3 separate regions of the Homo sapiens genome follow, and all the other regions are linked to region 3. A link is a loop called in an ENCODE intact Hi-C map of the cell type or tissue named here. Cell type or tissue: A673. All regions are shown on one strand.

Region 1 (2,500 bases), 200 kb after region 3:
CTTTATCACAAGGACAGAGGGCTTTCTGTATCCCGGGAATGGATCACACATGGGCTTGGAGAATGAGTGCAAGGTTTTATTGAGCAGAAGTAGCTCTCAGCAGACGGGGGAGCAAGAAGGGAGATGGTTTTCCCCTGGAGTCGGGTCCTTTGGCGGCCTGCTCCAGTAAAACTCTGCGTCATTCCGCCGTGTGCTCTCCACTACCAGCTGCTTGTGTCTTCTGTCCATGTGTTCTTCATGACGTCCAGCCGCTTTTGTGTCTGCCTGCTAGGGTCTTGGGTTTTTATAGGCCCAGAATGGGGGTGTGGCAGGCCAGGGTGGTCTTGGAAAATGCAACATTTGGGCTTGAAGGCAGAAGTGCCTGTCCTCACCTAGGTCCCTGGGGGTGGAGCCCTAGACAGAGACCTCGCCTTTCTCTACCCAGCACTTCCCTGCCCCACTTCCCTGTCATTTAAAGGGACCACGCTCTTCCCTTCCCAGCACTACCGGTTCAGTAGGAGAAATTTCCCTTTTTCTTCCTCTTTTCCAAGCATTCTTGATTATTCTTAAGCATCTTTTCTTCCTCCTAAACTTTAAGATTATTTTGTAAAGTGAAAAAATCATGAGAAATCAAGATCCATTTGTAGTCTAATTTGGGGAGGGTGTAATGATAAGTGTAATTAAATTATCTTTCTATGGCTCTGGACAAAGGGGAGTGCTCTTCTTCAAAATCATCCATGTTGGACAGATGTTTCTTTAAATTAAAAAAAAAACTCTTCTCTTGAGTACTTTTTAATGTCAGAGAAACTGTGAATATAGAATTGTTCTAGTTTTAGATTTCTTCCTTTTTACGAGCTTTCTTATAGCAAGGCATGAGGAAGCGGCAGACACCCACTGGAAAGATTAGCGAGAGAAAATTAAGTTTTATTTAGGAAAGAAAAGCTTTAACAAAAAGACCTGGAAAGAGATCCCATTTGGGGCGACAGCTACCTGGACAATACTCTGTTCTTAGGATGTGGCCGTCTGGTCCTCTCCCTTTCTTCTTGCTATGCTCCAAAGAGCAAATGTTTGGCATTTAGGAGTCTTTTTTTTTTCTTTTTCTTGAAAAGACATACATCAATGATTTTACCATCGCTTTGAAAACTAATCTTCTAAGGCCAGAGAAGAAATACTTCTGAAAAAAAACAAACAAATTAAATTGTACTTTTTTTAGATTTTATTATTTAGGCTGTTATTTAAGAATGGTGAGAAAGTTTTACAGCCTCATGGAAAAGAGATGTAGCATTTCTTCCACAAACTATCAAAAGTAGTGAATCTATTTAAATCATAACATGATACTTTCATAATTGTGTGGATGTGTGTGGAAAGGAGAGTGGGTAAGGCCGTTTTGAATTTGTAAAAGGAGTGGAAACCTTCTAAGGCATAGATAAAGATGTATCACATGTGATAACGTTATATCCTGTGGTAAAAATCTATTATGAAAAAAATTACAAATAGTACTTCTGGGAATAAAATGATTGAGAATACAACCTTTAGGTTTAAAATCAATTTTCCACTGTTATTTTAGAATAGATCCAATTAAAATGCAAAATTCTTCAGCCAAGAGAGATGGTTTAGCATTAAACCAAATGCTAAAAGCTCTTACAATGCATTTTATTTATCCAGTTTAAGAAAACTCAGAAATGTCCAGAAGGTTGCATTCTTGATCCTATCATCATAATGGAAGTCTGATGCATTCTTTTTCAAATCATTTTTTACATATCAACAGGAAGACAGATGCCTTCTTGGTCCTCCCCTGGAATTTCTAGCCCTACTATGGATGTTTCTGTTTGCTCTGTTTCTCTGAGTGAGGGTGAGTGTCTGATGGTGAAATGTACCTAAACAAAACGCCAGGCATGTCCATCAAGTGATCCTTTTTTCAGTCCAGTAATGATGCCTGATACAGTGTTCACAGGATCATCTTTTGTTTTCTTAAATTGAAATGGCCTATGTAAGAGAAAGAGAGAGATTATGTTTAAAACATTTTGGCAACCATAGTGATGGGTTTGCAATACAAGTAACACTGTACCGATTAGGTTTCTCCACTAAGAGCTGGTTGTGTTAGCATATCGGATTTCCTGGAGTGGGACTGGCCACATTAGAAAGAAACAATCTCTACAAGGTTTTGACATCAGATTTTCTTTGACAAATATATGGGAGAAAAGGACCCTTCTGTAATTTTTCTCTGATGTTTACAGGTATCGCTGGTTTTGAAAGTAGAATAGATATGCAAATAGGAAACACCATCACTGAATTTGTTTCAGATGTCCCCTGTTTATGGACATACAGCATTCATTTGTTGTACCTGGTGGCTATTAACTGCTCTAATTGTGCTGTAGGCTCGTTAACAAGTTTGTTGAAGTTGCACATTATAATTTTAAAGGAGTTAATTGAATACTAATCCAATGCACAGCACAAAAATTATTTGAACCATTCCAAGGAAAGCCGAAAATCCCACCAGCTGCCTTGGTCCTAGTAAATC
Region 2 (2,500 bases), 70 kb after region 3:
GGCACTGCTTAGAAGTATATTCTAGATGCAGCAGTATTTACACCGTTAGGATCTTGGTAGACTGGGGAAGTTGTCCACAGTGGTCTCTAATCTGGAATATCTTCTCCTGCTCCTCTTTCGTTCCCTTTTCCTCACCAGAATGGATTTAAATTATTTCCAATACTTCAGACTATCATAGGCACTGGAGTCACCAAACCTGTATGAAAGTCTCAGCAAAGCTATTCAGAAATAATGTGACTTTGGGCAAATTGATTAACATCTTTGAGCTCCAGTTTTTTTTTTTTTTTTTTTAAGACGGCATGAGGATGATATTAGTAGCAGTTGCAATGTGCAGTTGTGAGTGGTCATGTGCATGAGATAACCCATGCACATAGCACATTGCGTGTAGCATGTAAGAGTGGCTCAGTAAACTGAAACAAACAATATCAGCTATTATTTGGCTGATCCAAATGGAGAAAAGGGAAGGGTAGCCTCTCTTGTATTTTTATTCATTTTTTGAAATTTTCCCTTTTCTTCTATCTTGGAGGATTTTTGAGTCTAAGTAGCATGTTTTCATTAATCTCAATTCCCCCTTGTGTTTCAGAGTGGACTGTTTTGGTCACTTGCCACTCACAGAAATCCTGGGCTAAGGAAAAAGTGCTAACAACCTTCCATCCACCTTCATGAGCAGTGCCTCAGCAACTGCTCTACCTGCGTCACTAACCTCAAAGCTGCCGTGCTTTTGTCAAAGGAGACAGCTTGGTGGAGGAGATTGAACTCAGGTTTTAGATTTAGATACACCTGAGCTAGAAACCTCTCTCATGCATTCATTTATTCATACATTTATTCAATAAATGTGAATACCCACAGTGTACCAGGCACTGTGCCAGGCTCTGGGGATACTAACAAGATAGAGGAAGACAAAGACTATGCCCTCAGTGAGAGGTCAGCTGATAGACAATTGACTAGTAAGCACAGACACAAAGAAGAAAATGTCAGAGAGAATTGCCGAGAAGGGAAGTAGACTAGGTAATGTGGTGTAGAGCAGCTGGGCTGTGGGGAGACAGGAGGGGAGATCACTTTAGCAAAGATAAACAGGGAAGGACTCTAATGTGAAAGAAACTGGAAGCATATAAAGAGGCCATCCCTCCAGGCAGAGGGAACACTGGGTAAGAAGATTCTGCAGCAGGAAGGACCTTGGCAGCTTGGAGGCACAGGAAGGAGTGTGTGACTACAGCACTGTCATCAAGGGGAAGACTGGCAGGAAATGAGTCTCAGGGTGAGCAGGGATCTGAATGGAAATGTTATGTCTACCATTGGCTCACTATATTTTCCTGGAGAGATTTCAGAGTCATCTCCAAGCCTCAATTTCCTCTTTTGCAAGATAGAAATAATAATGGTTGCTTTCCACAAGGCTCTCTTGATTAACAAATATGTCAAGATTAGAGGAGATATTTTTAGAATCATTAAATGTTGCTTCCTTGTGTCTTTCCCCTCCTTGAGTACCATGCTGAAATATTCCAGATCAGTAGAAAGGCCCTCGCCTAAATTATTTTGGGCTTTGCACACAATCCAGTAGATAGCTACATATTTCCTCCCACCAGGGAAAATCTTCCTCTAATAGGTGACTGTATGTGCTACCAAATAAGATTGGGAGAGTCTAGAAGAAGCATCGAGGCCCAGAAGGAAGCCATCCCCTACTTCTGATACAGAGCTGTTGGATCCTGTATTCTGACCATGGCTTAAGGTTGATTCACTTTCCAGCATCCTGGAGTCACTCCATGGGCTCTTCTGTTGGGCTGTTTTCAGTGTAAACTGCCTCCAAGCCCCATATATCCCAAGATTTGATCCCTTTAGAAATAGTCATTTATTTTGTAGGCTCTAATCTCCTTGTTCCATTGCTATTGATTTTTCACATCCATTTTCAATCCATTCACCAACCTTTCTGTTTGGGCCTCAAGTTTCAACTGAAAGAAAACACATCCTCAAGTTGTTCATTTTGGTTTCCAGTAGACAGAATTTGGGAGGGATAGAGATATTACATATCCCACAACTAAAATATACCAGATGTGTAGCTTTTTTCTGGTTTTTAACATATAATATTCCTGTTTCCTAAATGTAACTTAATATTGCTTTCAACATGGAATGTGATACTCCAATTAGGCCAAACATAAGCCATACCACCCCCCTACATACATATTTGTACATAGACTAATGGAAGTGGCTAGGACGAATGATCTGTGTTAGATATTCCAAATGTGAAAAAATGAGGTTTGTAGGGATAGATTTAATAGCTATTGGGAGAATGCTTACAATAATTGGTTATCGTTGAAAAGAAATGTCAGATATCATTATTGGCATTTACAATTTAATTAGCTTGATCCCTGTGTGTCCAATATGTTATGTTTTCCTCCTTTCAGTTTTTTCTGGAAGAAATAAAACTAATAGGCTTTCACAGTTATTTAAGGAAATGTTATTAAGACCCACAATGCTAGGATATACTAATAGTTTAATGGATAAA
Region 3 (2,500 bases):
CCAGAAGGTGGTTAATGTGAACAGAGGGTAACTTTAGTGGGAGTTCCCCTCTCTGTGCAGCTGAGTTGTCTGGGACAAGCCATGCCACATCTCTCAGCTCCAGCTCCTCATCTGCACATAAAGGGGCAGAAAAAATCATCTCCACTTGTCCTTCTTGCTCTTTCATCTGTGTTGTTGAGTGCTATGACAGGCAGCAAGAGATGTCATGGAGACTATGCATCTTTCCTAGAGAGGGCAGCCGGTCTTGGCTACCCTCCTATTTTCTTACTTGACTATTTTCTCAGCCTTCATGGGGAGCTGGTCCAGTCTGATGGATGAAGACAGGAACCCTCTGAACTGCCAAGACAGTCCTCAAGAACTCTGAGACCATGAAATGTGGCTGCCCTGGGAAAGCTGATAATTTGGTGCCCTTTTAAATATGTTCCTGACATATTTGTATATGCAATGTGTGTGAGAGAACTTGATTTATCTAGGAACAAAATATACATCTGCCTCTGTGTTCAAATGAAAGACTTATGAAGCCCCTAAAATGATGTTTCCTTAAAAGATTTGTTTACTAAAGATACAGATAAATAGAAAGAAAACAAAACTATTACTCCAAATTTCCCCATCCACATAAACTCTGATAATCCAAAAAAAGTTATGCATGTACAATTAGAATATGTAAAAAAGCCAAAAAGTTTTCAAGATGAAAAAGGAAACCATTCCTTCAGTCCCTTTTCATTACAGCTAGCAGTTTGTTGTGATTTTTCGATTAACATAAGCATTTTACGTATTTGGCAGTACATATGCACGCACGCGCGCACACACACACACACACACACACACACACTGCAGAAAGGGAATCTCACAGATTTATTACTTCTACCGAACATAATCTTACATTTTAGCTTTTTGTTCCACAGTTTATCTGTTACTCAGTATCATGTTGGCCCCTTAGTGTCACCAAAATAAAGGTAATTTTTGTGGATATACTTACCAAGTCTTATTCAGATTATTTTAAAGTTTCTTTATCTGGCCTTTACGGTAGTGAATTTTTTGAGTACCTCTTGTCCTCTCCTAAGGTCTCTTTTGCAATTTTCTAAATCAGACATCTTCTTGGGAGGCATATTAAAAGGGTTTAAAATTTGGATAATAAAATAAATTGCTCATTTCCTGTAAACAGCATTCCAGCATGCATTATTCAGTTACAGAATTATCCTGATTGCAACTGCTGACTTCAGTCAGCCATGGGCTCTGTTCTTGGGCTTTGTGACATAGTGGTTGTATTTTGAAAAAAAAAATCAGTAGAACTTCCAGGGAGGATTTTTGTTTGTTTTGTTTTGCTGTTTTATTTTGTTTTAATTTCCAATTATGGGAACTATCTACTTTTGTGGGACCTAATTATGTTTTGCCAATTCTGTAAGGAGCTGCATGTGGAACCCTGGATTTACTGGAAACATACTGACAATCAGTAGATGTTCTATATTTCTGCCCTTTTCAGAAAGTTGTCTGTGGCAACTGCACTGTTGACCTGGCCTTAATCATATTCTCCTTAAGAGCAGGGGCAACCGAAACATTTTACTTCCATTCTGTAGGGAGGGGATGAATAGGATTTGGAAATTCTGAGAAGCATCCAGAATGCTCTGGGGGGTGAATGTAGAACAGAACAGAAGAGGGATTTGCATGTTCCCTACTGGAAAGCCATGTTAGCAAGGACTGCATCAAGATCATCTCCAATAACAACACAACGGATGCTGAAATTCCAACTCTCCCAGTCAGGACTACAAGGTGATAATTCAGTTCTCACACTCATGGCCTTTGGGCCTTCTCTATGATAACCCTGAAAGGTATCCTCTTAAGAGTGGGACAGGGGAGAGAAAACAGTCATTTAACTTTCAGGAACACTAAAAACACAAACTGTGTCACGTAAAATTACAAATCAGTTCATAAAATTGCAATAACTGACCTGCACAATGTGAATTTCCTGAAATGAGCGTTTGGATTGGGCACCAGTACCAGGTAATGAAGGGACTTTACAGAGATGATTAACAAGGGCCTCCACTTTTTATTAGACTCATTTCGCTAATCCCTAAAATTAAGGAATTCCAGGTGTATGGAGCCAAGTATGCAAATGATTTCCTTCCGCTGAGCTGCTGATTTCATAAAAGGCCCTCAAACAGAGAAATAAAACACACAGAATGGGAAAGCTTTATGGCACAGTCGAGAATATTGTGCCTTTAAATAGTTCAGACAAGCAGTGCGTGCTGTAAATTTGCCACAGAGACAAATTTGTGCAAAGCTATAAAAAGAGCAAAAGTGAAGCTGAAAGGAGAAGGCTGGGGGAGGGGCTGGGGGGCAGGAGGGACTCTCAAGACCTCAGTGGCCAAGGCAGTGTTGATTCAGCTGAAGCAGCCGCTGTGGGAGTGCTGGTGGGGAGCATGTTGTAAGGAGTGGGCTCACTGGACACACAAACAGATGGAGAAAGGAAAATGGAGACATTTTTATTCAAAGGGGGATG

What was found. A loop is a pair of places that touch in the nucleus more often than their neighbours do. Peaks named below come from ENCODE experiments on the same cell type or tissue, not always from the same donor. Only the 100,000 strongest peaks of a DNase experiment are listed, where the experiment ranks them.
Region 1: it touches region 3 in a loop (2.5-fold over the local background); 2 of 110 quality-filtered maps call a loop at or near these places.
Region 2: a loop joins it to region 3, with 2.2 times the contacts of the local background. A loop is called at or near these places in 2 of 110 quality-filtered maps.

Annotation. Positions count from the first base shown.
Region 1 is chr16:51,771,029-51,773,528 of GRCh38, reverse strand. It overlaps LINC01571 (long intergenic non-protein coding RNA 1571), which reads right to left. Exons shown (of 3, transcript NR_110916.1): 2 at 1,857-1,965; 3 at 883-1,153. LOC105371257 (a long non-coding RNA gene) reads left to right here and starts at 1,749. Exons shown (of 4, transcript XR_001752182.1): 1 at 1,749-1,831. RefSeq lists an enhancer at 1-262. In A673, no CTCF peak of the experiment used is centred here; no DNase peak of the experiment used is centred here.
Region 2 is chr16:51,897,768-51,900,267 of GRCh38, reverse strand. No RefSeq gene overlaps it. Among named protein-coding and RNA genes, the nearest start is that of LINC01571, 140 kb to the right of the region's middle. In A673, no CTCF peak of the experiment used is centred here; a DNase peak (open chromatin) is centred at 1,197.
Region 3 is chr16:51,967,618-51,970,117 of GRCh38, reverse strand. No RefSeq gene overlaps it. Among named protein-coding and RNA genes, the nearest start is that of LINC02911, 110 kb to the left of the region's middle. In A673, no CTCF peak of the experiment used is centred here; DNase peaks (open chromatin) are centred at 837, 1,157, 1,667 and 2,177; H3K4me3 peaks cover 1,531 bases; H3K27ac peaks cover 2,500 bases.